Regions from separate parts of the Homo sapiens genome. Here region 2 is linked to region 1. The links are chromatin loops, found by intact Hi-C in ENCODE. Cell type or tissue: B cell. All regions are shown on one strand. Each heading gives the region's core, and the rest is flanking DNA. Links, peaks and the distances in the headings are about the cores only.

Evidence for each region. A loop is a pair of places that touch in the nucleus more often than their neighbours do. Peaks named below come from ENCODE experiments on the same cell type or tissue, not always from the same donor. Only the 100,000 strongest peaks of a DNase experiment are listed, where the experiment ranks them.
Region 2: a loop joins it to region 1, with 20 times the contacts of the local background. A loop is called at or near these places in 52 of 110 quality-filtered maps.

The regions. Positions count from the first base shown.
Region 1 is chr14:22,377,940-22,394,237 of GRCh38, reverse strand. TRD-AS1 (TRD antisense RNA 1) reads left to right here. Exons shown (of 5, transcript NR_148361.1): 3 at 11,833-11,887; 4 at 12,258-12,394; 5 at 12,564-14,833. It also overlaps TRA. Among named protein-coding and RNA genes, the nearest start is that of TRD-AS1, 97 kb to the left of the region's middle. RefSeq lists enhancers at 5,728-6,228, 6,337-6,566, 9,875-10,584. In B cell, for the core only: CTCF peaks have their summits at 6,467 and 6,667 (motif pointing left); DNase peaks (open chromatin) are centred at 6,637, 7,397, 8,417 and 8,777; H3K27ac peaks cover 2,223 bases.
Region 2 is chr14:22,645,581-22,661,878 of GRCh38, reverse strand. No RefSeq gene overlaps it. Among named protein-coding and RNA genes, the nearest start is that of OR6J1, 9.4 kb to the right of the region's middle. RefSeq lists an enhancer at 10,476-10,695. In B cell, for the core only: a CTCF peak has its summit at 8,654; a DNase peak (open chromatin) is centred at 8,668; H3K27me3 peaks cover 304 bases.

The sequences.
Region 1 (16,298 bases), core at 4,688-9,687:
TGGCCTGCCATCAGTGTTAAACCTGGACATCAGGCCTGGCATCAGGCCTTAGGTATTATCCACTCACCGAGCCTTGGACCTGGAAATCACAGCCCTGATGCAGGTCTGTATTTGAATGCAGGGAGCTGACCCTGGACACTTCCTGCCTATGGAGTCTTATGTATTGACTGCCAATCTCCTCTCTTAGGGAAATTTCTGTACATTGTTTTTTGCGGGTATAGAACAGAGATTTTGCCCTAGAAACCCATCCCTTACTCACACCAAAGGCATCCTGAGCAAGACATACTAATAGGACATGCTTCACCTATGATCAACTCACCTCCCATTGGGCAGTGACAGAAAAATGTTATTTTAGAATGATTTTTTTCAATCTCTGTTTGCACTCAGGAAAGGTGTCAAAGGACACCTTTTTTTTTTAACAGCATTTTTATGAGAAGGATGAGGCCCATATACTCTGGGGACCTAGGTTTGAACTGTAGGGAGAGATTTGTTAGAAATTTTAATAATAGGGATAACTTATAAAAGCAGGATTTCCTTTTTTCTTTCTTTCTTTTTCCTTTGGCAGAGCTGCTCCTTGAAGATTGCTGACAGCATTGAATTTCTGTAGGTAAAGACCCTAGATGAACTTTGAGCACTCTTCTTCTGTTGAGAAAACTAGTTGAGAATGAGGTTATTCTCATTTCAAATAAACACTCACTCATTGTATTGGAGATTATGAAGTTATCATAAAACTGAAAACAGGTGTCGTGCATCAAAATAGTAAGTGTTCTGTTAGGAAAATTAAATGGTGTCTGTTTAGTTAGAATGAGGGGCATATTTTTCCCAAGTGTGAATTTAGTTAGGGCTGTTGATGTCACACACATAGTGTTAGAAGATCTAATAAGACAGTTGAGCACCAGGTTTGCTTTGTCGGGGTCATGAAGGTCGGGCCCCGTCTGAGAAGGTGGAGGGGCAGGTAGAGCGCTTCCCTGGAGGAAATGTTTTTTCTCACTGTCAATCATCCCAGGGCAGGAAAAGAACTAGTCTTGGACTGAGAAGAAAAAATCTCCTCTGCTCTCTGCACTTGGAGATATGGAGATGCCTGCAGACTTCTACCGGGCGCCTTGAGCTGGTCTTTGCTATGCGTAAGCCTGCCTGGAGGTAGAAAGAGTCTCAAGTTGGGTTTTGGGTCTCAAAATGTGCTCTTCTTTCTTCCTCAAACATTTAGCAGTGCTTTGAATGATTAAGAGAGTAGACCATGTCCACCTGACATGGGATCCATTGTGGTGAAGGTAGAGGGGAGAGCAGCCTGGAGAAAAGTCTCACAAGATGATGAAAGATGGCCTGAAGAAGAGCTCTGGCTCCATGGAACTGTCAAGCCCCGTGGGGACCCACTGTGGCACATGAAATGCCCACAAATCACTTGGGGACATCACGGATACTCAATATTCCACATGATGAGCCCGCAGGTTCTTGTAAATTGAATATTAATGAAATAGTGTCTGTATTTTGTAATCCACAGGCTGGTGAGGTCTGAGGACACATGGATGACACAATGAAGGACTTCCTAAAAATAAGAGACCTGAAACTCTTGAAGTGGTGTTTGAAATAACATTTGTACAATGACAACCACTGATTTAATTAACCACCTGACCATCCTTAGTTGTCTTTAAGACTAAGAATGCTCAGCAACTGATTAATGATTTAAACTTTGGGTGTCATAAGAGCTAGAAAACAACAACAAATCTGAAAATGGCCAGTTCCATTTTATACATATGTATCCATACACGCATTCATCCATTTATTCATCCAGCAAGTATTTGTTGCCAAACACTGTGCTTGCTACAGGAATGCAGACCTTACTAAGACATTACCCTCCAGGGGCTTACATCTGAGTGAGTGAAGACAGGTAGGAATCTGCATCCCCTAGTCAGAGACACAGATTGTTTCTGGTTAATGACACAGTTAGGCAAGCACCCCGCTCAGTTTCTTTCCCAGGGGATTGTGTCACCCATGAAACCAGATGTGCTTTTCCGTGAGCTACCTTTTATTCCTATGATCCCGTGTGGGGGAGATGCTGTAATAGACCTAGCTGTTCTGCTAGCCTATGGGCGCTCCACTGGTCCTTGGTTTTGGCTTCCAACCAGAGGCTGCTTCCTGAAATGACAGGCAAGGTTGAGACAAAGATGGAGCGGAGCACCTAGAGTGCTTTGGCTGGTCCAGCATTGCCCTCCAGTGTTCAAATGCAGGAAAGTGGGAAACAATGAATTCTTAGCATGAAGTCCTGAGATGGCTGTCTGTGGATTAATGAGGGGGTTCCGGGTGGCTCCCCCAGATGAGGGGTGGGAAAACAGAAATTGGGAGCCAGAGTTGAGAAATAAAAGTGAGGATTAAGATTCATTAATGACAGGGCACCTTGAGAGATAGGCATAGAGAGAAATAGAAACAAAGACCCTGTCAGTTTCCTAACTTGGATTTTGTCAGGAGAAACAGCAATTGTCCAGCAAGATGACCAGGCTCCCCTGGAGATTAGAAAGCATGGTGGTGGCAGTGGAGGACTGGTTGCCTAGAGCTGTATATCCAGTCTTCTCAGTCCACCCTTTTCAAGGTTCTAGGGAGACTTTGATCTAGAATTATTACCTCCAGGTTCAGGGGCAGTCCAGGAAAGAGCACAAATCTCCTGAAATAAAATTGGAGGGAAACATTTGTGCATAACAAACCTTTTTCATTAGATTTGCAAAGAGATCTAGGTCATAAGAAGGTAAGTCTGCATTTTTCCTGGGACTTAAATGTTTTCAGTCTCCTGTCTTACATCTAGGTAGTTCATTAACTCAGCCTTGGAGGGAGGTTTTCTTAACCTCAGGGAGTTCCCCCAGTTGGGTCAATGTCACTGAGATGTCCAGCACAGCAGGACGCTGTCTTGCCTCCCAGATCATGGATCTATATGAGTCAAGGCTGAAGTAGCCTTGGCAGCCAATCTGCTCTTGGCAAAACCTGAAACTAGTACAATGTTTGCGTCTTTCGTTTTGTTTCACCTTTGCACACCTAGATCACCTAGATCACCACTTATCTTATGGTGTCATGGAAACAATGGAGCTTCAGCCCCACCCCAAATCTTCCCCTGCTTTATTTCTTCTAGTTGACCTATGACTTGACTTACTGAACCTTCATCAAGCTTGAAATCCTCTCTGTTCCTGCCCCTGTTGCTCTCCTACCTTGTTCCTCTGCAAAGATAGAGAAATGAGTCAGAGAAACTTCCTGATCACGTTAAAAAACAAATAAAATACCTGATGACTAGTTCAGGAGCTGGGTAACTACAGCATAATGTATAAAAGGTTGAATTGCTCACATAATTGTCTGTAAAGTTCAAGCAGCTTAGGCCTTTCTGTAGAAGACCTCAGTCTTTACCCTATGCACAATTCAAACTGTGGTTCAAGTGCAGGAGGACTGAGAGTACGACACTGAGGATACCTTAGTGACAGGGCTCTTGGAAGACACCACAGTTATAGTAACTCTGCATGTGTGTGTGTAGCACTGTGTGCATGAGTGTGCGGTAAAAATGAAGCTTTGCGAAGTGAATAACTATGTCTTTCCTGCACTATCTCATAACCCCAGTGCCTCCAACAGAGTAAGCACTTGCTTATAAGCATATTGCCCCATAGTACAGTGGTTAAGAGATGATGCTTTGGAATCCAACCATCTAGAATTGTAGCTCTTCTACCATAGTTGTTCAATCTTAAGAAAGTTTCTTAGCCTTTCTGACCTTAGGTTCCTCATCCATAAAACAGGGATGCCTTCACTCCCACACCCAGAACGTCGATGAGGATTAGAGATGATGCATGTGAAGCCCGAGGCATTGTGCCTGACACGTGGTCACTGCTCAGTAAAGAGTAGCTGTTTATGCTATTTCCATGTGTGGGTATGTGCAGATCTCTGTGAGTGTATGAGAGCTTTTCATTTCAGAAAATGAAATGTGCAGGCATGGGGTGGAACTGATTCTCTCCTACATGTCCTTTGCCACTCCCTTCTATAACCGTGAAGACTTTGCTCAAGTTTCCAGGGACCAATGTGCTCTTGAACCCTGTCTGGAAGGGGAACACCTCTTGCATATAAATAAGCTTTCTGTTGAAATGGGCATGAAGGGACAGTGGCTGACCCTCCCCTTCTGCTGTGTGCCCTGATGCTCATTTGACCGTCAGCACCGCTGTCTTCTGCTGTGGACGATTGTGATCGACCCAGTCTTGGGAGCTGCCAATGCAACAGAGAATTAGAGCCTTTGTATTCAATCATCATTGAGAGCCTATTAGGAGGACAAGGTACCATGTGGCTACTCAAAAGGCTGAGAGTCTGGAAATGGCCATGACAGAGGAAAATCCTTTCACTTGGCTGATGGAGGCCAGGTCTATAGCTTTAAGGCAATTGGCACAGATGCTGAGCGAGGGGGGTGCATTCATTTTGTGCTCAATAAAACAACTTTTATTCAGGGATGTGAATTGTTATCTCCTCGGGAAAGGTGAAGGTACAGAAACAGGTTGTAATTCCTTGGAGAATCTAATTCCCTTGTAGCTGGAGACAGAAAGACAGTGAGAGGGAGGGAGAGAGATAGATGAAAGAAGCTCTGTTATCCTAGGAAGTCCTAGGTAATTACCCAGCCTGAATTTCTCCTGGAGCTTCAGGATGGTACCAGATGTGTCCAGGCCCTCTGTGCGCCACCCCACAGAGCTAGCAACCAGAGTCCGTCTCCTCCTCCCGTGGCTGTTCTTCATGTCTGGGAACACATCAAAGGAGGTTTGATGTTCATAACTGCTGTGAGTCATTTTCACATGGAGCTGCGGGGAGCTGCCTGTACTGCTGCATGCTGTATAGCCCTTTGTGAGCGCAGCTGAGCTGAACCAATCCCCTATTATGGGTGAGAGTAGATTCCTCCTGGGAGACCTGGATTGGGTCCACACCCCTGTGCAGAATAAAATAGGACTTCTTATTGAGAAGTAGTTATTAAAACATCCCTCAGTCTTGGCTATGCACCTACACTGCCCACAGGGACAGCTCTGCATGGTCCTTCCACAAGAGTGTGGCCACCTCCAGGCCCTGCTGTTAGTGCCAATAACATCTGAAGCCTCACTGTTTGCCTCACTCCGAGGACAAAGGACATCAACAAGACTCCAACCACCACCCCATTGCTTCTCAATTGGAGAAGGAAATTCTGCTTGCTCCTGTTGAGTTTGGCTGTTGCTGGAAAAAGTGTCCCATACAACTCTCTTTGAGGGCTGGCAGAGGACTGGGAAATTAGCCACAAGACTGTGAGCTGGAATGGGCCTTAGTCATCATCTGGTTCTAGTCCCTCAAATTACAGATGATAAGTGAGGCACAGAGAGGTTAAGCAAGTTGTCTAAAGTCACACAGACAAGTGAGGATTTCTAGCGCAGGAAGTAATTTTCTAAGAGGGGGAGAGAAATCCTGGTAGGGTGAATCTTGCTACTACATTTTCACTGGAGGATGCTTCAGAGGGTTGAATCTGTGGGAAAGCAATGGGGACCAGGAGAGCTGCAGCTGATCTCAGTTTTATACCTCAGTTTCTCTGTACGAAAAATGGCTGTATTATTTATCTTCATTTCAGGACTGTTAAGGGGCTTCATGAGTGACTCTGAGAAGTCCTGAGAGTTCTGGGCTTTCAGGTTAATAAGATAACAGTTTCTTGTTGGGCCTGAGACAAGGACTAGTTGCCTGGACTGAATAATCTGTTCTCTGTTCCTCAGCTACCCTGAAGGCCTTATGAAGCCCCTGGGTTTGGGAGTGTGGAAGAATTAAATAAAGGAATAGTCAGACTGAGTGGTGGGGTTGGAGAAAAGTGTGAGAAGTGGGGAAGTGGGCGCAATCCCTGCCTGCTCTGGACCTGGGAACACTCTCCCAAGAAAAAGTGTGTCTTCCGAGTGAGGCTGTTTCCTGCAGTCGGCAGGACTGGACTCCCTCCTTTTGTTTGGGGCAGCATGGAAACCGTGTTTCCCTATCTATGTGCACCTGAATGCACTCTAGTTATGCTGTATCTTTTCAATTTTGCTGGAGAAGCAAGTGTGGTTTGCTCTTTAAAATTCCCAGAGCTCCCTTTCCCATTTGGGATTTGTGGTGAAAGGTCAGACCGCAGAATTGTCTCGCGGTAATGGGGCTTCTGAATAAATGAGCCCCCGAGGGCTGCCAGGGGGACCAGAGAGCAGCAGACGCCTGCTGGGACTAAGCCCGGCAGCAGAAGCCACAGTGTCCCCCTGGCCACGGAAAAGTGGCCCCAGTGGGCTGCTCCTCATTTTCTGGCAATGTGCCCCATCCCCTGGCATGGTGAAGTCCCACGAGCCCAGAGGCCCACGTCCCGACATCAGTCTTCTCAACTGCTTTCTTCTGTTATTACCTTGTCAACAACAGTATCCGGAGACCTAAAGGATAACTCTGCATGATGATGCAGTGAATGACTGGTTAGGTGCCTCCTGTTTAATAACCAGAGAAATATTGCTGTGCGGCATCTCTCCATATGCTGTGGCATCTGCGTCTGGCATGTAAGGGACTAATTTTCTTCACATATCTCATTAAAGATGTAAAGCAAAATGGAGGGGCTTCCAGCCTAACTCTTGCCCAGCCCGCCTGCAACTCACGTTTCTTACCATCTGCTGCCATCTAGTGGCCACTTGTCTCTTTTCTGCATCTGTTGATTTTATAACGGGGCTGAAGTTTTGGCCCTTGTGAAACAGAGGTAAGACAGTTACATAAAAACCGTAATCCTGGATCTCCTCAGATTCCTCGTGGCAACTGAGGGTTGATTCTCACCCCGTGACATCCACCTAGGCCACCGTGATATTGCCTTCTGGGGCTCGAGAGCCTTCTCCGCTGTGGAGAGATATGCTCTGTGGACTTTCTTACAAATCTGTCCGCATTCCCAACTCTAAAACTGACTCATAAAAACCTGATACACTGGGCAGTTCTTTCCAAAAGGCAAGGTGAATCCTCTGATCTTGGGGCAGACAGAGTCCCACACTCCGTGCTGAAATCCCCCCGATTCTTGAGGAATCCCCAGAGGTTGGGACAGAAAAGGCACCCAGAGGAAGGGAATTCCATGGGTCTTTTCCAACAGCCCACCTGCGCATCTCCACACAAAGTCCTTGTGAGAGGAAGCCCACTTCCATCGCAATTCAGGACTCACTTTTCCGAGGCTGATCTTGTCTGACATTTGCTCCGTGGTCTGTGCTGGCATCAGAGTGTGTTTTCGGCCGTGATTCGTCAGCGTGGGGCTTGGGATAGCTGTGAAACACTCCCCAGGATGGAAAACACAGTGTGACATGGAGGGCTGAACTTATTGCAACTCGTGAGAACGGTGAATGAAGAGCAGACAGGGCCCGTGCCAGCTGCAGGGTTTAGGCACGGGGTGCAGGTGCCTATGCATCACCGTGGGCTCCTCACACGAGAGGATGGGGCCCGCACCTCTGGGCTACGTGCTAGACACAGAGTGATGTTGCTTTTTGTCATCAAACCAAGCAGTTGATATTCTCTTTAAACCTCAGCATGTGTTCATAAATTTCATTAATTGATTCATTCTTCCATATGTACTCAGCTCTAGGATATGCAGTGAAGTAAACACAAAAAACAAGAGTATGACAGTCTCGACCCTTGAGGATCTTATTATTAGAGATGGAAGTAAAAAAGAAGCATAGCAGTCAAGGCTGTATTAATTCTCCATATAAAAAATGTCTAACATACGAAGTAGGGATTCAGAGAAGGGTCACTAGCAGTTACAACAGCTGAAGACTGTATCATGGAAGTAAATATTATAATTCAAACTGCCAAAGGAATTGCAGTTGATGGTGAAATGCTCTCTAAGATGTGTGGCCTCCTAAGCCCCCGAAGTCTAGGCACTCTGCTCCAGCTGTTGTCTCCCTGAGTCGGAAGACAATGGGAGACAGGGGAATCTTCTAGGAACCCATTCATTGACCTGTAATGGTTTTCTTCCCCTCCTTAATATTACTGTTCATTCATTGATTGACATGTTCATCCATTTATTCATTCAAGAAACCTATATTGTGCCAGACCTGGAATTACAGAGATAAATCCAAAAGTATTTCATAAATTTTCACACTAGGTTGCCACTGAGTTGGAGCTTCATAGAACAGAGACAAGCCAAAATCACTAAAAATTGCTGTCTCCATCTTCAGGCACTTGTGTTAGTTTCCCGTTGATTCTCTGCTGCTTTTAGATTATCTGCCCATGGGGTTCTTTCGCTTTCTCTCTGCTGACCCCAGTGTTCTGCTGTGTTTTTTCACAGTCCGTTCATACCCTTACCTCTGGAGGTGAGGGTGAGACAAGGTTCCTGGTACTTCTAGTCAGCAGGGATGATGGTCAGAGAGAACATTTTATTGGTCATGTGGAAATAATCTAAGCACAAACAAACAAATAAAAGACCTCTGCTTTAGTCTTGATTAAAAATCCCACTAGTTTGCAATGGTGTTTGATATGCCTTGTGAGGAAGAAATTCTATTATGTCAAATTTTCAAAAGTCTGTGCTGCTGTGATAAAGATACTTACATTCCATAACCACAGAGTTCAGTGAAAAGGGGCTGTTAGGAGACCAGACAGTTTGGGGAAAGGTTTTATGTAATTTAAATTTACAGAGGGTTGGCCTCTCCTTGTGTTTACTGACAAGGAACAAGAAGCTTCAGTATCAACTCCCTAGGAATATAACCTTTAACAGCAAAGCATTTGATCAAAAAGAGCTCAGAAAAGTATTATATTGTTCACTTAATCCTCAGAATGTTTGTGTAGGAAGATAATTTGTTTAGTTGAATGATAAATCAACTCACAACCTTTTATTACTTAACTGATTCCTTTCTTTCTCTCTGATGTGGTCTTTTCTTTCAGTCAGAAGAACTTTAGACCCTCCTGGTTTTCCCCCTCCTCTCCCTTGGGCCTACTTTTTTCTTAGCAAACCACAAGAAATAAGGGTCCATAGTAGGCATTGCCCAGGGCTTGGTTTCTTTGCCAGTCCTGTAGTTGGACATTTATATTCTGGAGACAGAGGCTTCCGGGGAGCAGTTGGTATCAGATGATTTATACATTTCTGTGAGTGCTGAGACACAAGATCCAGCTGCTTGTTGGCTTAGCTGTGTCGTAGAGTTGGGCTGGATTACCTTGGTCTTATTCATAGTGCCTGGACAAACAGGCAACCCTCCATACACTATCAGCTCCAGGTCTTGGAACCAAAGTGAAGCCAAAGATCAGAGTCTGTGTCTTCCTTCCCTCTCTCTTCATTTCTGGAAACATCACAAGAAAGAAGAGAAATTCTGCTCAATTTCATGGGATTGTGAGGGTGTTGTCATTTGGAGTCTAATGTGGATCAGTGGGAACCACAGCCCGTGAGCTTCCCACATCTCCCTTGATCCCCCGTCATGTCATGTCTTCTCTGAGCTTAACTGAGTTTAACCCCCAACTTGCAAGCCAGGAACTGGGGAACGGAATTTAATTTTCCTTGTGCATCTACTGCATGCCTTCAACTTCCCCACAACACTGACTCATATAACTTTCACAGCCAACCAAGGTATGTATTACGTTCTCGTTTTATGAACAAAGAGGACCTAGGAGGTTAAGTAACGTTCGCAAAGTTTTAGAGCTAATTGTGCTAGAGATAGAACTTGAATCTAGATATAAAGTTCTGACAATTTCTATGACCATATACAGCGAAAAGGAAGGAGTAGGCCAATTCTCCTTCTTCCTCTACCTACCACTGTCTTTGTGAAAGGGTCAAGCAATGCTGGGAGGGAGGAGATTCCTTAGCTGTGTCCTTTCCCAGTAGCTCCACTCCCCAGGCCTCCACCACATGTCATGAATCTAATCACTCCAGTGGTCAGCTTCAACTTTCAGCAGGTGCTGGGATTTGGCCAGGGCTTGCCCTGGTAGTCATGTGAAGGGAACAGCCCAGTCACTGTCACATCCTTAGCAGCCCGCTGTCACTCCCAGTGTCCTTAGGGCCAGAACTGACCAGCATCCCAGAAATTCCTGAGCTGAATCTTGTTCCCAGGGACTACTGAACCCCTGAGAAGGAGGGTGGGGGAGAGCCAGATACCCCCACCCACCACTGTGCTTTATCCTCTGACAGGCTGGACCCGAGTGAGGAAGATCAGTGGCAGGAGTGACCTCCAGCCAGACTCCTTCTGCCCTTCACTTTCCCACAATGGGAGGGTGGACCCGCTTGCTCTGGGCCAGTTTCTCATGGGCTTCTCTGAAGCAGGTACTTGCCGATGTGGGAATCCCCATACTCTCAGGGGACCCTGAGATGTTGGGGACTTCCACCCCTCAGAAGAGGGAGGTGATAAAGTTGGCTGGGACCTGCAGGCTCGTCAGCCTCAACTACGTAACAAGTGGCAGGGCTTGCCTGCTTGTGAGAGGCTCTGTTGTCTTTGGAACAAGTTGAAGGAATTGACATTAATATTTTTGAAGTAAACATAGGCCCTGGAACTCAAGGCACAGGCCAAGCACCCCTCAGGTAAAGCTGGGGCCAAGGTGAAACAAGCAGATGCAGGAAGTGCAGCAGACGAGTGGCCAGAGGACAGGTGTAAACCCCAGAGAACTGGTCAGGACTGACTGCAGAGAGGGTGGCAGACACCGTCACTTCTGGCACAGGCTCAAAGGGGTTTGCAAAGAAAGAAAAAGGAAGAAGTGTTAAGACAGTCTGACGGGTGATGAGTGTTCTATTAGGGTGGGATTTTTGCATGTGGGAGAGGACTTCTGATTGGTTTTCAAGTAAACTTTTCAATCTTTGATTCGTTTACTATGTATTGGTAATACATGGGGATTTTCCAGGCTGGGTAGGCCCATACGAGTTTTCCAGTTTTCACTGAATTTGAAAATATGGTCGTCTGCTTTGGGTCTGAGTCTCACATAAGCAATTCTCAACCCCAACTCTGCCTTCTAATCTTAGGTCTTGGGCAAGACTGTTAACCTTTCTGGGCCTCAATTTCCTTGTCTATAAAAGAAAAGGGTTAAACTATGTGATCATCTGGAAACCAACTCTAGGTGCTGAGAAGGCAGAGGTCCCTTCCAGGTGGCCCACCCCTTCCTCGTCCCCTGCAGTCCTCAGGCAGCAGGCTGCCCTTCTGCAATCAGTTTACTTCTGGAAGCTGCTGTAGATACTCAGCCTAATTGGATTTTCCGTGTGTAAAGATGTGAGTAGAGTCACAGAGAGGTTTCCTCCAGGCTCTGAAGGCCTCCAGGATCACTCTGGATGACAAATAGAATTTAATCAGTTGATCAGTGTGCCTAAATCCTCTTGTCATGGTGGTGATGTTTGCAGTTCAATTTCATTTTTATAGAATAAGGGATTCAGTGATTTGGTGAGAAAGGGAGGTGTTTCTTTTGTAACCATGATATTGCCATATTATTTAGCCCCGATTTGAGTGTGGTTCTCTGTTGAGCACCATCCCCAGTGCATTAAATGGAAAGAAACTTCTCTCTTGAAGCTTCCAGTCTGAATCAGCAAGGTGGTTCTCATATGAAAGGTAGACAGATATACAGGCTAGTGCAAAAACACCAAAAAGTTAAACCTGCCTTCCCATGAAGTTGCCATATCTTTGACATTGTGAACAAGCACCAGCAGACAAGTGAGCAAGGAATTAACCATGAGAGTAACATTCCTGTCCCAAATTCAGAGCCATTAATGGTTCAGGAATAGGTCTAGGAGTGCCGAGGTCCTTAGCTGGCACCATCAGCCTACTCCTCTCCCTGATGGATGTGAATAGAGGAAGGAAGGAGAGATTCTTTAATAGACAACTACTGAACAGGAATTTTACATTTACTCTTCTTTTCTACATCCCACTTTTGTAGATGAAGAACCTGAGGCTCACCTTGCTTAAGTGACTTGAGCAGCTTCACGCATCTTGTAAGTAGTAGAGACAGAGTCAAAACCAGATCTTCCTGCCCTCTCTATCATATAAACCACTTACACTGAATTACAAAGTGAAACTGATCTATGGTGAATTGTACTAATGTTCTGCTTCTGCCATGGGCACCAGAGGAGATACCTTTCTTTGTTGACACTAATCTCAAAGGCTAAATTAGATCCCCCAAACTCATTTCCATTAATAACATGTCAAAGGCTTGTGTCATGCGTTAATTTATCCAAAGTGATCTTGATTCTATTTACATTTTGGTGCCACCTTTTAATGTCACCATTTTTATAAATTAAATATGTAATATATAAAGCCAGTCTTCACTTACTGATATGTTAATTTTTAACCCAAACTTCTTAGTCTGACATTCCAGCAATACCGGAGCATTGACAGTTGATAATAGCTCTATGTGCTACCTCTCCAAGAAACAAATTTGCATTTTAACCTGCCCCTTCAATGGCTGAACTTCAAAGGGTCACTGATGAATGCCACAGCAGGTTGGTGGGAATATAATTCTTTTTATGGATAATATTTGTGTGTGTATGTGTGTGTGTGTGTTAAATCCTACCACATAAGTCACTAACCTATGGGTAAGGCCAGTCTTGACCTAAAATGAGGAATTCTGTAAAATTTCAAATGCAAATCACATTTTATTTTTGATGTTAGAGAAAACTGCAAATTGGAACAGCAGAGCTGTGCCTCTGGCCATTTCCTGGAACTACAGAGGAGCAACTTGCCCCGGTTTCCAGTGGGTGATGTTCCTCTTCTGCCACAGTCCCTGGCGATGTTGATGTGATTGCCATCAGAGCTCAGAAGCACAGAGCAGAATCATCCCCTGGAGGAGGATTCCCTTCAGTGTAAGAAGTTCTTACAGAATTAATCCTCAAAGACTGTGGGTGGACTCTGCCAGGTTTTTCCCCGGGTGTACCAGAAGAGAGGAAGAGCCCTCAAATACAGGAAAGTGCTCTTTTCAGTGACAGTAGTTCTTTTGGGCCCTGTGGCTAAGTGTGCTCCCACCCCAGCAGTAAGATCACAGCTAATCCTGAGAGGCAAGAGCTCACACCAGGCTACTGAAAGAAAAAGTGTCCTTTGTGGATTGCAAGAGGAACTGGGACACACTGCTGGAAATGAAGTGGCAGGTCATAAACTATCATAAACTCAGGAGGAGAGGTGTTCCTTTTTGAGACACTCATCACAACTAGAGAGAATGCAGCTAAGAAAATGCAGTCTTTAGGGGGACCTGGACTGTTGAAGTATTTGAGCTATTCGGAGGAAATAGAAACTTGGAAGAGATCTTTGTTCCACTATTATTTGGCAGCCCCTTACCCGCAGCTGCCATTACTCCAGATTCTCTCTGATGATCCTGCATCAGGAGAATGAGTTGACTGGGCACCACTGGGAAATGTGGGCAGCTCCAGGCTGAACTAGAGAAGGGGCATGTCAAAGGTCACTTATTTGTGGCTTGACCCTTTGGAGGCCAGATGTAAGAATCAATTTCTCACAGGTCCCATGCTAACGCTTTTCATATTTATTTCCATCTGAGACTCACTTAGGCTAGGCAAATATCCCATGGGTCTGTACCTCTCCAGTGCTTTCTTGCTCATGTAAAATTAGCTCATTGGAATGAATAAAGAGAATGGTATTACTTTGGCTCGAACACGAATGAGCACTTTCACTTTGTCATAGTGTAAATATTAAAGTTGTAAGAGACAGCCCAGGGACCAACTATTTTTTTTTTAAAGATCCAAGTGCTTGCATAGTTTCTAAAATTCTACACCGGGGAACTATATCCTCATTCAGCACTGAGACTCCTTGGTTCCCTAAAACCAAAGTCTCCAGGTGCCTTCAGGGGCCAACCAAGATGGAGCTCCTTATAGACCCATGCAATGTCAGAACTGGAAAACTTAGAAATCTTTCAGTCCACCCATCATTTTATGGGTGGCAAACTGAGATCCAGAGAATGCTCAAATCTCATAATTAGCTATGAAAGGTTATGATTAAAATGCAAATTTGGGGCCTCCAATTTGGTCCTCTTTTCACTCTCCTTCTTGCTGGGGAAAGAACAGTGATTCCTTGATTGGCAGAGCAGAAAATATCTTCAGTTTTTAGGATGACTTTATTCCCCTAAAGAGTATCTTTGTCACATCTCCTCCTTGTCCATTTTTAGAGACTCTACAGTGTTTAGCTACTGGTAGATTTGTTCTAGTGGATCTGGTACAAATCTTATAGAAATATCTACAATTATTCCATGTTATTCTGAAATTATTCATACAGCATTTCTTCTGTTTTATTAGCCATTTTTAAGGGAGAAGGAACCTAAGATTAATTGCTATGGCTACATGTCATGCTCACCAATGAACTCACCTCATTTTAATCCTCATGATCTATTATAGTAGGAATGCTTGTTGTACATAAGTATTCAGGATTACTGAATCCACTTGAATTTTTTGAGGACAGTGGCCAAATACAATTCTGTGGTCAATTTAGGCTGCTCCTACTGTTCCCTGATGTTAGGCATTTTCTTCCACTAGGTCCTCTGGAAGGATGAAAAACAAGGCATTATTATACTTTTGAATAAAAATGGTTTGCCAAACAGATTATGTTTGTAGTTTGTGCTGTTGAACAGAAATAATAAAGAACTCTACTTGAAGTCTGAAACAAATTCAGGAAAAAATTAAAGGCAGTTTTATTTTACATAGTAGGGAGTAGATTTTAGGAACTCCTTGCTCCTGGGGTAGAGCATATGAATGTGTATTCTAGAGAGATTCAGACAAATTCACTTATGTTAGACAAATGACTTTAAGGGAAACTAGGAATGTTTTCAGGGCACATAACCTTGTATTTAAAAGATACTGTTATTAGATCATTTTTTCTCATTATAAAAATATGTTTTCATTGAAGAAGAAATTGTGGTTTACATACAATTATAAAAAGAAGAGGAAGAAGGAAATAATCTATTATCTCACTACCCAGAGACAATAACTACATCATTTTGGCATATTTCCTTTTAGTCTTTGGTCTTAAGTATATTTTCTGACATTGTTGAGGCCGTTTTGTACATTCAATTTTCTGTTAACTTTATTTTCCCCCATGTAATTTAAAACTCTTGAAAATCTAATTTTTAATGGTGGCATAGTATTCTACTGGGTAGATGTTGCTCAATTTGCTTAACTGTTTCTCTAGTGTTGGATAGTTATGTTATTTCAAATTACGTGAAAGTATGAAAAATATTTAATGAACATTTTGCTTATATAAAATCTGCTCAGAAGACCCTTTTAATGATAGATTTCCAATATTTGGGTCAAGAGGATGACTATTTTAAAAGCTGTTGATACCTAATGCCAAATAATCTACTGTTATACTGTATCAATTTGCAATCATAGCAGTAAAAATGTAATTGCTCTTAATATGCCGAATTTCATCAGCATTAGATTGTGATTGTTTAAAAATAGTTGTTAACTTGATATGAATTATAGCTGTCTTCATTGCATTTTAAAATTTTCAGTGTTTTTTTTCAAATATTCATTAGTAATTTATACACAATTTTTGTATCCGAATTTTGCCTATATATCCATCAGGCTAGTGTTGTCCTTATCCTTTTATATACACTTTTAATATATTAAGCATATTAACATTTGACTGTTATACAGCTCACATACCTTTTTAATTTTTTTTTTTTTTACTAATTTGATACTGATTTTTTAATTCAAACATTTTTAGATATTTGGGAATCTTTTAACTTTATGCACTCAAACTTACATATACTATATATCTCTGAAATTTTGTTTACTGCCTTTACACTTAGAAATTGATTTTCTATCCTGCTGCAGAGGAAGAGGACAACATTTAGATATGAAAGGAATAGCTGGTGGAAAGACTTGGTTTGGGGCTGGATTGGAGTTGATTGTATTAGTTGCTTTGATCTCTAGGTGTCTCCTCCCCATTACCATGCTTCAGGAACCACCTTGGTACAACAAAGAGAACCATTTATCTCAGTGTGATAAGGCTCTTACCGGGCTGAGAAGATAGAGAATCTGTAGGCTGATAGTGAGAGACAGTGAATGTTTTTCTAATTAAATTAATGCATGAAGGGAGAAGACACAATGCCTCCCACTTCCGCAAGAAAAAGAATCTAAGTTCCAACTTGACTCTAGCATTATGTGTCTAAGGAAGTCATAATTCCCAGGAGGACAGTGTCAGCACTGTCCAGAGGAGAGAGGTGTTAAAACTGGATGCAGGTAAAATCCAGTTAACAGAGAGGCAATTTTTGTTGGGAGGTTGGGATTCTTCATAGTGGTTTTTTAGATTTAAAGAAAAATGTACAACCCCCTCTCTCGAGCCGTTTACCTTTCTATGTTCTCAGCAAGCAAATTTCTTATCAGTAATTTGGCTTTTAAAGTA
Region 2 (16,298 bases), core at 6,034-11,033, 270 kb before region 1:
TAATGTATTCAGAATGGAATGATAGCAATAAGAACTGTAAAATGCTTATGTATAAGTTTAACAAGAAAGATAACATCCTTACAAATAGCAGATTTATTTATTTATTTATTTATTTGAGACAAGGTCTTGCTCTGTCACCCAGGCTGGAGTGCAGTGGGACAATTATGGCTTACTACAGCCTCAACCTCCTAGGCTCAGTTGATACTCCTACCTCAGCCTCCCAAAGTGCTGGGATTATAGGCATGAGCCACCATGCCCAGCCTAAGAACAGAATTTGACACAAAAACTGAACAAAAAAGACATACCTCTTCTTGGGAAGTCTTCATATTAAAAAACTGATTCCTTCAAAATTAAATCTAATGCAATTACAATTAGAATAGTAACCTGTGTGTGTGTGTATGTGTGTGTATGTGTGTGTATGTATAGAACAAACACAGTTTAAATAAAAGATAAGTGCTTCAAAGTAGTCAAGGATTTTGTGTGTGTGTGTGCATGTGTGTGTGTGTGTGTGGGGAAAAATTAACAAATAGCAATGACATGCTTGCCACATATCAAAAACTACATAGCAAATCAGGATGGTATTGACATGAAAATAGCAAGTAAATTGGTAGAGTAGAATGGAGGATCCACAATGGATCCCATTATGGGCCACGTGCGGTGGCTCACACCTGTAATCTCAGCACTTTGGAGTTCGAGATCAGCCTAGCCAACATGGTGAAACCTCGTCTCTACTAAAAATACAAAAATTAGCCAGGCGTGGTGGCAGGTGCCTGTAATCCCAGTTACTCGGGAGGCTGAGGCAGGAGAATCACTTGAACCCGGGAGGTGGAGGTTGCAGTGAGCCGAGATCGCGTCACTGTACTCCAGCCTGGGCGACAAAGAGCAAGACTCCATCTCAAAAAAAAAAAAAAAAAAAAGAAAAAAAATTAAACAATATGCCTTGAAAGAAAGGGGACTGACATAGATGCTTTTAGAAAGGAAAGTCCTAAACCAATCATTTCATATTATTAGGTAGATAAGGACAGTCAGCAAAAACATTTACATGTCAGTTACTCAAAAATTTAAATCTATGTTTTATTTTGTATACTGTGCTTAAAGAATTGAGCATTTGTCTAAATCAGCCAACTAAAAGGTCAAAGAGCTTTCCTACAATATTAAAATATTTTTTAATAGTCCCAAGGATAGTTGTAACCCTGTGCTATGGTTTGAATATTTGTGTCCCCTCCAAAATTCAAGCTGAAACTCAATCCCCAGTGCTACAGTATTAAGAGGTAAGGCCTTTAGGAGGTGATTAAATAATGAGAACAGAGCCCTCATGAATGGAATTAGCAACCTTATAAAAGGGCTGGAGGGAACTAGCTAGTCCCTTTTTGCTCTTTCATCCCTTCCGCCATGTGAGAACACAGCCTTTTAAGATGCCATCTTGGAAGCAGAGACTGGGCCCTCACCAGACACGAACGCTGCTAGCACCTTGATCTTGGACTTCCCAACCTAATAAACTAATATTGAGTCTCATACATAATGGGATCTATTTTTTGTTTTTGTTTTTGTTTTTTGAGATGGAGTCTTGCTCTTGTCATCCAGGCTGGAGCACAGTGGCCCAATGTCAGCTCACTGCAACCTCCACCTCCAGGGTTCAAGCCATTCTCCTGCTTCAGCCTCCCGTGTAGCTGGGAATTACAGACACCTGCCACCACGCCCGGCTAATTTTGGTATTTTTAGTAGAGACGGGGTTTCACCATGTTGGCTAGGCTGGTCTCGAACTCCTGATCTCAGGTGATCCACCCGCCTCGGCCTCCCAAAGTGCTGGGATTACAGATGTGAGCCACTGCACAGGCCAAATGTTGTTTGTTAACTAAGGCTTATAGCTTTTCTCTTCAATTACAGTTTCTAACCAAGATGAAATGAAAAAATATGGAGCTTATATTTTTCTGATTTTGTAGTTAGAATTATTTTAATATTTCAACATTGAATATAATTATTAATTAGGCTTCTTATGAATGTTTGAAATTTCCTCCTATCCTTAGCTTACTAATAGTTTTATTTATTTATTTTTGAGACAGAGTCTCTGTTGCCCAGGCTGGAATGCAGTGGCATGATCATGGCTCTCTGCACCTTGATCTCCCTGGCTCAAGCAGATCCTCCTACCCCCACCTCAGCCTCCTTAGTAGCTGGGACTATAGGCATGAGCTAATTCTTGTATTTTTTTGTAGAGACAAGGTCTCATTATATTGTCCAAGCTGGTCTCGAACTCCTAGGCTTGAGAGATCCTCCTGCTTCAGCCTCCCAAAATGCCGGGACTACAGGTGTGAGCCACTGTGCCCCATCCTTAGCTTACTTAAAGTTTTAAAATGAAATTAGGTGATGGGTCTTCGTTGTTCCTTGTACTATTTTTAAAGATTTTCTGTACATCTGAATATTTTGCAATTAAAAGCTGGAAAAAATTAGATTTCTATAATTACAAAGGACATCAAGAAATGCTACAAAAATGCAATTTGATTTTTTGGTGCTGTCAGGAGTCTAGAGCCTCACAATTTGTTTTGGTTACAGTTTGTCACTGTAGGATAAATGATCCATTTAACTATTAAAAAAAGAAGAAAAAATGTTACAAAAATGTTAAGAGAAGGCAGAGGGTCTGCCATGACTGATTGGGTTATAAGCAAACAGTCATTGCCCTCTGTTGTTTTTCCTTAGGGAGAGCAGAGATGCTGGAGGGGTTGGAGGTGGCAGGAAATACTTAGCTTAGATGTAATAAGGAATGTCCTTCCGTAGGAGACCATGCATCTTCTTGTCCTTGATTGTGCTTAAGAGCTCCATAGGTGCTCTCTGTCTAGGATGGTGGAGGCCACCTATGGAGGGTGGCTATTCCTTTGATTGGAGAGAGGAGGCAGCAGAATGGTTCCTCAGATAGACCCAGGGCAGCTGCAACTCACAAGACCCTATAGAGTTAGCTGGACAGTGTCCAGCTGCCCTGAAAACAACAGACAGTACCATGTGGGGATGTAGATTAAGTTCTGTTTGCAGTGGACCTGTTGGCCTCCACAGGTTCTCTCTGTGAATTAGTCTTTGCCTTGCATCTCACCCAGAGCCATTCCATCGGACTCTGAGCACAAGGCAGGGAGGGACTCTGGAGTTTACAGAGCCCAGCTCTTTATTCTTCTGGGAACAGAGTTCGCACCAATCTGGCACTTATAAAAGCATGGGCTTGGCTGGGCGTGGTGGCTCACGCCTGTAATCCCAGCACTTTTGGAGGCTGAGGCGGGCGGATCACCTGAGGTCGGGAGTTTGAGACCAGCCTGACCAACATGGAGAAACCCCGTCTCTACTAAAAATACAAAAAATTAGCCGTGGTGGTGCATGACTGTAATCCCAGCTACTCGGGAGACTGAGGCAGGAGAATCTCTTGAACCCGGGAGGTAAAGGTTGCGGTGAGCCGAGATTGTGTCATTGACCTCCAGCGTGGGCAACAAGAGTGAAACTCTATCTCAAAATAAATAAATAAATAAATAAAAGCATGGGCTTTTCCAAGAGATGCAGTCTTCAAGACATGGGGCAGGCACATTTCCATTGAAAAATAATTTGTGCAAAAGATTAGTTGTTGCTGACTATATCCAGGATATTTAGGCAATGGGATAGTTTCCAGAGTGCCACACGCACAGCACCTATGGATACCACTTCTGGATTCTGACCTTAATCTAAATCCTGACTCTCCCATTAATTAGTTGTGTAAGTTTGGAAGCAAGTACCTTAATGTCTCTGTGCCTCAGCTTCCTTCTTGGTGGACTGGGTATTACAATAGCACCACCTAGCTCCTAGAGTTTGCTTGGAGGTTGAAATAACATGTAAAATGCTTGGAATGGTACACAGTAAGTGTTCAGTAAGTGTTGACTATTATTATTTTTCTTTTTGGTTTTTGTTTTTATTTTTAGAGATGGAGTCTTTCTTTGTTGCCCAGGCTGGCCTCAAACTCCTGTGCTCAGGTGATCTGCCTGCTTCAGCCTCCTAAGTAGCTGAGATTACAAGTGTGAGCCACCATTCCAAGGTATTATTATTTATTAGCATGATTATATTGTATCCTCTTTGATATGCCCCACACGCTCCTTATTTTCCAATAGCTCAGCTACCTTAAACAGGCCCCAACTTACCTCAGGGCTGAGAAGCAGTTACTTACTCTTGGATTTTCCTGGTCACCCAGCTGGAGGGGGTTTCCAGGCTCCCAGGAGCTTCCTGCTTCTCTAGCCCCAGAAAATATTAAATTCTTAGATGAGAGGACTCTGACCCTTGCTTTTGGGTTGTGTTGGTGAGGTAGCAGCTAGTGAATCATCCCATGTCCTTTCCTCTTGAGGTAAAAGTGTAACTGTGGATAATGAGATTCATCAAGCGCAGCCACAGGCAGCCCCAGGGAGCCTGCTGGATTATTAGAGCAACATCCCCGACAAAGCCTTGGTACAAGCCATTCTGGGGAGACTTTGTGACTCTGTGCATCTAGTGCAGGCCTGGTGTATTTGGATTGCTTCCCAGTTTCTACGGAATTTTGAAACTTGGAATCCCGAGTATGGATCTGCTGAGGGAAGCTCCCCCTCTCTGGAGCGAAGTTGTGGGTATTCTCACGAGGCTCATTACAACCTTAAGATAACAAGGCCCCAGCCACTTCCAAATCCCTTGGCTGTTGATTGCTCTAACTTAAGGAGTGGAAGTTTGCCCTTTTCCCCCAGCTGCAGAACACAGTAACTTTAGATAAAGTTTAATGAGTCTTGTTGAAGGCCTGAGGAAAATATGGCAGGCAAGGGCTGGGGCCACTGGGGTTATGGCTATGGGCAGGAGCCGTGTGCACCGTGTGGCCATGCTGGGCCAGGAGCTGCAGGGTAATTCCTCCTCTGCCCCTCCACCTCTTTATCCCCCATGCTCATTGAGCTTGATCCAGCCATAGAGGCCTTCTTGTTCTTCAAGCACATCACTAGCGCCCATCTCAGAGCCTGGGGCCCCAGCCCTGTGGCCTTTGCTCAGTGTCACCTCCATAGATGAACTTTTCCTGTCTTCTGTTAAAAAGACCCCCCTCCTTGTTATTCTCTCTTCCCTTACCTTGCTCTACTTTTGTTCATAGCACTACCTGATGTTTTATTTACATATTTGTATTTGTCTTCCCTACTAGAAAGAAAACTCCTTGAGGGCAGAGACTTTGACCTATTTATTGCTGTGCCCTTGTGCCCAGAAGAGTGCTTGACATAAAGTAGGTGCTGAATGAATGTTTTTTGATCAGTTTAAAAAGGCAACATGCCTCTTGCCCAGTGGAGTCTGTCACAAATCAAGTAGCCTGTGGGGTAGGGCTGATAAAGACATGGGCACTTTTTGCAGCACTTTGCAGGGGGTTGGGGCATTCTAAACAGGAGAGCCTTCTAAGAAGGGAGGCATGAGAAAACCAAGGGTGAATTCTAGGCCACTTCCTGTCCTTCTGGGATGGCTGGCCTCTCTCTGAGTGCTAGCACTGGCTAACTTAAGATGTTGTCAACAACTTTGATTGTTCTGTGAAGACTAGCTTAATATGTTTCCATCCCTGGGCCTCAAGAATGGGCCCTAAATGCCTGGCGTGGTGGCTCACGTCTGTAATCCCAGCACATTGGGAGGCCAAGGTGGGTGGGTCACCTGATGTCAGGAGTTTAAGACCAGCTTGGCCAACATGGCCACTGGTCTTTATTAAAAATGCAAAAATTAGCCGGGCGTGGTCGCAGGTGCCTGTAATCCCAGCTACTCAGGAGGCTGAGACAGGAGAATGGTTTGAACCTGGGAGGCAGAGTTTGCAGTGAGCTGAGATCCCGCCACTGCACTCTAGCCTGAGTGACAAGAGCGAGACTCTGTCTCAAAAAAAAAAAGAAAGAAAGAAAAAGAAAAAGAACAGGCCGGGTGTGGTGGCTCATGCTTATAATCCTAGCACTTTGGGAGGCCGAGGCCAGTGGATTACCTGAGGTCAGGAGTTCAAGACAAGCCTGGCCAACATGGTAAAACCACGTCTCTACTAAAAATACAAAAATTAGCCAGGCATGATGCAGGTGCCTGTAATCCCAGCTACTTGGGAGACTGAGACGGGAGAATCGCTTGAACATGGGAGACAGTGATTGCAGTGAGCGGAGATTGCACCAATGCACTCCAGCTTGGGTGGCTGAAAGAGACTCTGTCTCAAAAAAAAAAAAAAATGGGTCCTAAAGTGAGTTTGTTACCAGAAAGGAGTCCAGATCCAGACCCTAAAGAGAGGGTTTTTGGATCTCACGCAAGAAAGAATTCAGGGTAAGTCTATAAAGTGAAGGCAAGTTTATTAGGAAAGTAAAGGAATAAAAGAATGGCTACTCCATAGACAGAGCGAAGGGCTGCTGGTTGCCCATTTTTATGGTTATTTCTTGATTATATGCTAAACAAGAGGAGGATCTCATGCCTCCCCATTTTAGGTCACTTAGGGTAACTTCCTGACGTTGCCATCTCATTTGTAAACCGTCATGGCACTGGTAGGAGTGTAGTAGTGAGGATGATCAGAGTGAGGATGATCAGAGGTCACTCTCATTGCCATCTTGGTTTTGGTGGGTTTTGACCAGCGTCTTTACTGCAACCTATTTTATCAGCAAGGTCTTTATGACTGGTATCTTGTGCTGACCTCCTCTCATCCTGTGACTAAGAAGGCCTTAACCTCCTGGGAATGCAGCCCAGCAGATCTCAGCCTTATTTTATCCAGCCCTTACTCAAGGTGGAGTGTCTCTGGTTCAAACGCCTCTGACAAAATGAAGTATGAAGGATGGATGCTCAAGAATATAGATTTGACTTCAGTCAGACAGGGCCATTCCCTGCTTAAAGCACACCTTCCACTTGGGCATCTTCATGCTTTAGCTCTTTCCATTTCTCCTACAAGGAGTCCTCTTCTCCTCCTCCCCCTTTCTAAGATCCCCCTTTTCAAGATCTAGTTCGAATTCTTCTTTTGTGAAGCCTTCCCAGCCATCATGGGGAAGAACTCCTTTAAGTCTCCCTCCTTCTTCTAAACTCCTTTGCATCTTACTGTTCATAACATTCACAACATTTGGCCATGAATTGTTTTGATACAATTTAAGAAACTAACTCCAAAGTCTGATTTCTTTGGTCTACAAAAGCCACCCTTTCCTTTAGTGCTTACAATTACTAGTCTAAGCCCTTGTCGTGATCAGCCACTGCAACTTTAGCAGTTTTCTGGTTCCCCTCACATGTAACCATCAGCGAAGGCTTACATTTCCTGCAGATCCCTGCTGCTTCTGGGGATCTGCTGGTCACTTCTGGCTACCTTGTGATGAGTTTCTCCAACTGCTCCTGTTTTCCCCGCCCCTCCTCATACCAAGTGCGGACCCACCAAAACCAAGATGGCAATGAGAGTGACCTCTGATCATCCTGACTACTACACTCTTACCAATGCCATGACATTATCTGCCGAGTATGTCAGGCCCATTGTAACCCCTGTTTCATTGAAAGCTTTGGAATAACAGGAGGGGATTGTGTAGGAAAGAGGGAAAAAATCCAATGAGATATAGGAGATTATTGTTCTTAAAGTCCACCAGCCATTCATCTGGATAGGGTATTTTGTTTTTTCTCTCCCACTGCTCATCTCTCTTTCTGCTGCCACATTATCATGAGACTTATCTTCTGTCGTGGAGTGTCTTTGCTCATGTCTGTCACTGGTCCATTTGCTATGACTCCCCTGCCAGGTGCTGGACCCTGATCAGGAGGCCCAGTGAGAAGGGAAAACCCCATGGTGGCCCCAGACTCACCTCTCAAGACACATCCTAACCTGTAGAGAGGGATCTCTTCCCACAGTGCAGGCCATCTCAGCGTCATGAAGGTGAGCTGTGTAGCTCAGCACGGTCTTAAGCTACTGAGAATATGATTTTGGCTTTACTGCCATAAAGCCATTGAAGTGTTTTTCAAAAACAAACAAACAAATAAACAAACAAAGTCTCCTCCAAAAGTGGAATCAGAAAATTCCTGGTAATTTAAAAAACAACTTTCCCTGGCTTCTTGACATTACATTTTCAAAAATATAGATGCTCAAGCTCATTAAAACAGTCTAGTACATTTTTTCTCCCTTAAATATATTTTATTACATCTTACAAAAATTAGCAGGCTCGTAAAACATCTGGGAAGAGAACGGTAGGGCCATCCAAGGGAAGGCCGGGGACCTGTCTTTGTCTTTGAAGGCTCACAGTCTGGGGCTGGGTGGGTTGTGTTTTGAGGCGTCATTAACAAAAATGTTCTCAAGAGTGACATGTTATTAATTTGGATGAGAAATAAGACCATTAGACCAAAATGCTCTTCCCAGTGTATTCACAAATCAGCCCTCTTTTCCTTAGTCTGAACCTTGCTGAAATCCCTTTGACCCTTTGGAAAAGAAAAGTGTAATATTTCATCTCAGTCAATGGATGTTTAGTCTGGAGAAGTCTTGGGAAGCAAGCAGTACTTTGGCAGGGAAAAAATGTCCCCGAGTCAGTCTGCCTGTCAGGGAATAGGCAGTGGTTTGTCCGCTGGATAAGCCCAAAGTTATCCAAAAGAGAGGGACAGCCACTCCCTGGTTAAATTCCTTCCTGGAATGGAGCTCCCCGGGAACTAGGAGGCAATGTCAACAATGAGGTGTGCTTCCCTCCTCTTCCACCAGGAGTCTGCCACGAGCTGGTGAGGAAGGCACTGTGAACACTGCAAAAGGTTAGAGATGCCCAAGAGGTGCTGTCAGTAAGTGCTGGGGTAGTTGCTAAGAATTTAGAAATGAGGGATATGGATGGTCCCAACTAGGAGGCTCTTAACCTTTTCTGGGTCAAAAAGCCATTTGAGAATTTGACTGTTCTCATCTCCCTCTCAATCTACATAAACACACAATTTTTTGTATAATTTTATTTATTCATTTACTTATTTATTTTGATGGAGTTTTGCTCTTCTTGCCCAGGCTGGAGTGCAATGGTGCGACCTCAGCTCACTGCAACCTCCACCTCCCTGGTTCAAGCGATTCTCCTGCCTCAGCCTCCCGAGTAGCCGGGATTACAGGCGTGTGCCACCAAGCTGGGCTAATTTTGTATTTTTAGTAGACACGCGGTTTCTCCATGTCGGTCAGGCTGGTCTCAAACTCCCGACCTCAGGTGATCCACCCGCCTCGGCCTCCCATTACAGGCATGAGCCACCGTGCCTGGCCTTTTTTGTATAATTGAAGAACAATTCTGAAGCTAGAACACTCTGAAGCTTCTGCTCTAGACTAAAAATGCCTGGAGGGGAAGGACTGGATTTGTTCTCTAATGTGTTCCAGCATGTACCAAAAGTGCCTAAGATATAGGAGGTGTCAATGAATGTTTATTAAGTGATAAGATGCAGACGTGCCTGTCAGCCGCTGCAGAGTCCAGGCTGAGGTGTGCAAATGCCAGCGGCATCAGTGCCTCGAGGTGCTTTGAGGCTGGCAGTACTTGCATCCCTGGCACTATTTTTCTTTTTCTTTTCAATTTTTCAATTTTTTTTTTTTTGAGATGACGTTTCGCTGTTGTTGCCCAGGCTGGAGAACAATGGCACGATCTTGGCTCACTGCAACCTCCGCCTCCCGGGTTCAAGCGATTCTCCTGCATCAGCCTCCTGAGTAGCTGGGATTACAGGCACCCACCACCATGCCTGGCTAATTTTTGTGTTTTTAGTAGAGACGGAGTTTCACCTTGTTGGCCAGGCTGGTCTTGAACTTCTGACCTCAAGTGATCCACCCTCCTTGGCCTCCCAAAGTGCTGGGATTACAGGCATGAGCCACTGCGCCCAGCCCGGCACTATTCTTCTTGACATTTAGTGCCAGGGCTGATGGAATGTGAAACCTTCACTCTCCTAACCCACTGGTCCTGACCTAATCTAGTGAACTGAGATCCAGGACACAGGTGTCGACCTAAAGGACAAAAACTGAGACAAAATTAATAAAAGTAGGGAGTTTACTTGGGCCAGATTTGAGGACTACAATTTGGGTGCATAGATTCAGGTTGCCCTGACTATGTGCTGAGATTAGTTAGCAGCAGTTACATGTGAGTTTTTAAAGAGGCAGTTCCTAAGTTGTTTGCCAAGAAGTTGCATCAAAATAACATAAGCTATTAATTAGCTATGCATTGTGCTTTGTATCACAAATGCCAGGAACATGAAGATAATAGGCAAGGCAGCTAGTCAAGACCAAAACACCTTTAAACACTTGCCCCTGGTCATGGGGATGGTGGGGGACAGTGGGCGTGACTGAGGTCCCACACTCATGTGTCCCTGGACCTGATAAATTTTGCATGCCTCACAGAGCTCAGGCTGCTTTCAGCTATTTTTCTTTTCTCACAGGGAAGAGATGAGGAATGACACTTGGAAGGTTCTTGCATTGCTACTCAATATTTGCAGTGACTTTGATACCAATTGCTCCTAAATGCCTCTCTGAATTCAGTCATTCAGCTGTGCTGCTTTTATTGAGCATCTTTGGTCTACCGTGTTCCAGGAGGGTGCTTGATGGGTGTTGTGGGCTGAGTCACCACAACAGCTGGTTTTGGTCACCTCATGGGTCTCTGCCACCACCACTGAAGGAGCCAGGGGCCACTGTTGCCATTGCCTCTTCTAGAAACCACAGGCCTGCTGTTAACTATGCTGTGAGTTCTGACAGGTATGGGACCTTAGAGTGAAATGAACTGTGTCTCAAAGTATTAGAGGCATTCATGGAAGAGGTCCACCAGTATCACATGCCCACATGCTCACTGATTCTCTACACTGCCAGGATCGCAGACATACAGTGTACTTAAGGAGCTGTGCCTGAACACAGCTCACCAGTTCAGAGTCCTTCTTCCCTTGTGGTGAGTTCCTTCTTAGAGGCTCCATAATCCTTTTCTGTAACCTAACCTCAGACTACGGGCACTTGCATACATCAGACCTATTTTTATGTTCTTGAATCTAAATGAGGATCAACGTTCCAGTCCTTTTTTTTTTTTTCCAGTCCGTTTTTACCCCTGGGAGAATCCTGATTTTTAACATAATTTGGTATATGCAAATAGATATAAAGGGACTCTTCTTATCTCTATTTGCTGTGGAAATAGAGGCACTAATGTAAGCAGATATTCTGAGGGGTGGGTTCAGGAAGCATGCCAGTGGTGCGAGGCTGGGGATGGATGTTTTCTGCTCTTCTCAGCCACACTGGAACCCCAGTTCTTGCCTAGCCAAAATATGCTGCTAGTCTTGCTTAGCAATAGACACTTAGCCTTAAAAATTTTTTATCCAATGACTTTTCCTTCGCTCTCATGTTTCATAACCTTTTCCTAGTTTCTGGCACTGCTGACATACCTACGTCTTGGATTTCTCCTCCCCTGCTTGCTAATCCTGTACCACTGGCTTTCTGTTGGTTTGCTTTCTCACTACTCTTTCTCTTGTTCCCAGTGGTGACTCCTTCTCCTGCCTTTTAACTGAAGGCTTTCACCGAGGCTCTATTCCCATTTTCTGAGATGAGGGCTCACTATGTTGCCCAGGCTGGTCTCAAACTCCTGGGCTCAAGGGATCCTCCGGGCACAGTCTCCTCAGTAGCTGGGATAACAGGCATGAACCACAGCACCCGGCCCTTTTTTTCCTTTTCTACATAGACTTCTCCAGAGTATTAGGTTTCCTATCTATTTGCTTACTTACTCACCCACTCCTTATTCACTTTTTTATTGAGTTTCTCTCATGTCTTTGTTATGATATTGGGCGTAGGGAATACCACGAAGAATAAAACCTAGTTTCTACCTTCAGGGAGTCATATAAATGGATAAGGCATAGCCTGAGCCAGTACCTGGCTCTTTCTACTCATAGTCTGGTGGTACTCATTGCCCTGTATTGAAAGGCTAAGTCTTGATTTTAATCTCACATCTTCCATGAATCCTGTGCCTGTACCACTAGCTTTCATTGATTTTCTTCTCTATACTGCTCTGGTCAAGAAAGCTGGAGTTTTTGCCTTCAAAGTTTTGTTACCTTGGGTGATTCATTTGACCTGTGTTAGACTTAACACCCTTCTGTGACATGAGGAGGTTATAGAACTAGGGTCCTTCCATCTTCAAAATTCTATTCCTATGATCATATACAATTGTGGGGAGGGGGAGATGGCTAATATAAAACATCAATTATATAGTGGAACTAGTACTTAAAAAAAAACCAACTTATGAATGACATCCTCATGAGAGTTGCTAGTACATCATAAAATTGTTGGTTGGGCCTAAAACATATTCATCCTTGTCGCCTATTATAATTAGCCAGTTGCCAGACCCATTACCATGCTCAAGTAAGGGAAGGCAGACATGAGAGTGGCTGGAGTTAAAGCAGAATAAGGTTGACAGCCTTAAACTTTCTGGAAGTATTGTCCTTGTACAGAAATTGTCCAAAGGTCATTGACCTTTAAAGTGAATTTTTGCCTTAATCTATAAATTTATAAATGTCATTTATGTTAAATAAATTTCTGTAGAGCAAAAGTTTGTTTGGATCTTAAAAATAACTTTCTGATTAGAAATGTGATGTATGAACACTATTTTCTTACTCATTGATACTTTGAATTTAAAAAACAGAGGCTTACTCAAGCTAGTTGACTAAAGTCTTGTGTGTATGTGAGTGTGTGTGTGTATGTGTAAGATTGTAGAAAGAATACATCAGGCAGTCTCTCATGGGCATCCAAGAGTAGGAACAAGGCACACAGGGATTGGAACAAGAAAGTCAGCAGCTCAGGCTGCCACCATCCTTTCCGGTGGGCCCGTGTTCCCTCAGTCATTACTTGTCTCTGAGTCTAAGCTACTGTTACACTTCTCTTTGAAACAAGGTCTCTACTATCACTGATGGTTTATTTGCTCCCCTATGACTTCAGCTTAGGAATCACTTTGGTTTGCTATGGCACCTACTCCAGCCCCAACTCTACACAACTTTTCAGAAAAGTACCCACCAGCGTCTTACTAATTAGTCTCTGTGTTTGTTAGAGCTCTTATGACTGCAGAAGACCATAATTCAAATGAACTTAAGAAAAACGGAGGATTTTTTGGCTTGTACAATCAGAAAGGATATTGTTGGCAGGCCTCAGGCATGACTGATCCAGTCATACACAACAGTGTCCAAATTCTATCTCTGTCTCTTAGCTGCATTTCCATTGGTGTGTTGTCCTCATGAATCCAGACAGCAGAAAGGCTCTCTCCGTGCAACAGTGGAAGGGTGAGGCTGGGTGTAGATCTACTGGCAGCTCAGGGTTACATCATCACAGCTTTTGAGCCCAGAGGAGAGAGCTTTTCCTAACTCTGCTCCAACATATGGATTCTAAAGGAGGGATTCCTGGCCTGCCTTGGGTTGGATGGTCACTCTTTGGATCAGTCACTGTGGTTGGGTGATGGATATTATAATAGATCGTGTTCCCTTTCATGAACTTTGGCTTTATATTGTGATATTATATAGTCCCATTAGAATCACATGGTTTGTGTAATGGAGAAGGAGCTGCTTCCCAAAAGGGAATGAGGTAGTGGTTAATAGAAGAAAATAAGAAAGAATGTTTAAAACAACAGGTGTCTATCATAGTTTCTGTGCCTCTTGGTTCAATTTCTTGAGGAAATCTGCTGCATTTATCCCCACCTTTGGCTTAGTTTCTCCTGGGTTGTTTGCCTACCTGTGACCCAATCGGATGGGTGGCCAACTCATATGTAGGAACACTGCAGTTAGGGCTCTGGGTGGGGAACACAATGATTGACCTATCTACCACAATAATATAAAAATAAGAAAGAATAGGCCAGGCGCGGTGGCTCACGCCTATAATCCCAGCACTTTGGGAGGCTGAGGTGGGCAGATCACGAGGTCAGGAGATCAAGACCATCCTGGCTAACACGGTGAAACCCCGTCTCTACTAAAAATACAAAAAATTAGCTGGGGGTGGTGGCGGGCGCCTGTAGTCCCAGCTACTCGGGAGGCTGAGGCAGAAGAATGGCGTGAACCCGGGAGGCGGAGCTTGCAGTGAGCCGAGATCGCGCCACTGCACTCCAGCCTGGGCGAAAGAGCAAGACTCTGTCTCAAAAAAAAAAAAAAAAAAAAAAAAAAGAAAGAATAGATCCCGGCATGCAGAAATAACCACAATTAATATTTTAGTTAATATACTTATATTCTTTTATCTATGCATTAATATATGTCTTTAAAAAATGGAATCAGCTGGGTATGGTGGCTCACACCTGTAATCCCAGCACTTTGGGAGGCAGAGGCGGGTGGATCACTTGAGGTCAGGAGTTTGAGACCAGCCTGGCCAAATGGCTAAACCTCCTCTCTACTAAAAATACAAAAGTTAGCTGGGCATGGTGGTGCATGCCTGTGCTCCCAGCAACTCAAGAGTCTGATGCATGAGAATCACTTGACCCTGGGAGGCAGAGGTTGCAGTGAGCTGAGATGGCACCACTGCACTCCAGCCTGGGTGACAGAACGACACTTGGTCTCAAAAAAAAGAGAGGCTGGGCGCGGTGGCTCACACCTGTAATCCCAGCACTTTGGGAGGCCAAGGTGGGTGCATTATCTGAGGTTGGGAGTTCGAGACCAGTTCTCCAGAGATGGAGAACCCTGTCTCTACTAAAAATACAAAATTAGTCAGGCATGGTGGCACATGCCCGTAATTCCACTACTCGGGAGGCTGAGGCAGAAGAATCACTTGAACCCAGGTGGCAGAGCCTGCGGTGAGCCGTGATCATGCCATTGCACTCCAGCCTGGGCAACAAGAATTAAACTCTGTCTCAAAAAAAAAAAAAAAAAGGATGATGTCATTTATACTATTTTGCAACACTCTTTTTACTTCATTATCTATTCTTCTACAATGTTTGTGACTTGAACTAGGGTAATGGGGATGGTGATAAGTGGTTGGATTTGACATATATATAAAGGTAGAGCCAGTGGGATTTGCTAATGAATTGGGTATGAGATGTGAGAAAAAGAAATTGCTGAAATTGTTAGATACTATTGCCTGTTCATGGGGGTATATGATGTGAGATTGAAATTAGAAGCTTTTTGGACTAAAATTCATATATACTGAGCAACTTTTGCTTTTCCAGTTAGGCATTATGGGGATTCAAAAATAATTTTATGAAAAAAATCCCTGTTCCCAAGGAACTTAAAAATCTGCCCAGAGGCTAAATAACCACAAATGAAATGATGAAATATATGGCAATAAAAATGAGTCACACACCACAACATGATTGAATTTCAAAACTATAAGGTTGAGAAAAAGATGTCAGACACAAAACAAGACCTATTAGATGATTTCATTTATATGAATTTCCAAAACAGGCAAAACTAATCCATGGTGTTAGAAATCAAGATAATGGTTACAGCTGGGATGTGGGGAGGGAGCTTGAGAAGGATTTCTGGGGTGCTAGTACCATTCTGTTTCTTCACCAGGGTGGTGGTTACATGAATGTGTTCACTTTATTGATAATTCATTGAGCTTATGATTTGTATACTTTTCTGTACATGTGTTATATTTAAATTAAAAAAGGTTAAAAACACTCCAGTTCTACACTGTGGATTCCTGATTCCAAGTGCAAGAAAAGGATATCTAAAGAGGGAGAACCTAGCTTAGGCTAGGAAAAGGGACAAGAGTAGGGCCTAGAGACTAGGCGGTGGAGAAGATGGTCCCAATGGTAGGACACTTGGGGCCCGAGTGTGCAGTAAGAAAGTGAGGGCCAGCGTGGGGCACAGTGAATAGAGTGGCTCAACCGAAGTAAAAGATGCGCAAGGTGATGTGTAAGACAGGAGCTGAGTCTGGGCGGTAATTCAAGGGAGACTGGGATTAGGGGGTCTTGAGTGCCAGGCTATGCAGTGTGGGACCTTTTGTTTCACATAGTGCAAGGTTACTGAAGCTTTGGCATATTGATCACAGTGTATTAGGATGTTGAAGAGGAGGGTCCTGGGTAAATGGAGTGGTAGGGATGGATGGAACTGTCACAGTGGGGCTGGAGAGGGGGTGGATGGAGGACTGTATGCTGTGAGGCTCTCTGAGATAGGCCTGGGGGTGTTGATCTTGGCTAGTGTTCTGTTCCCAGTTCTTGTTAGTGTAGATGTTTAGGTTTGCATCCTTTCCTAAGTGGGCCTCAGGGGCATCAGACTCAGGCTTGGTGTTCAGGGACAGCTTCGTAATGTGCCCCTGAGGAGTGCCCCATGTTTGGAGGTTTCTCAGAAAGTGCATGCTCTCACCTGAGCCAATCCCACCCCAACCCTCCCAAGTGGGGTCCAAACATGGGACCCTTCTAGAGTATGCCCCCTTCAGCCCTGACAGTGCAGAGTCTGTT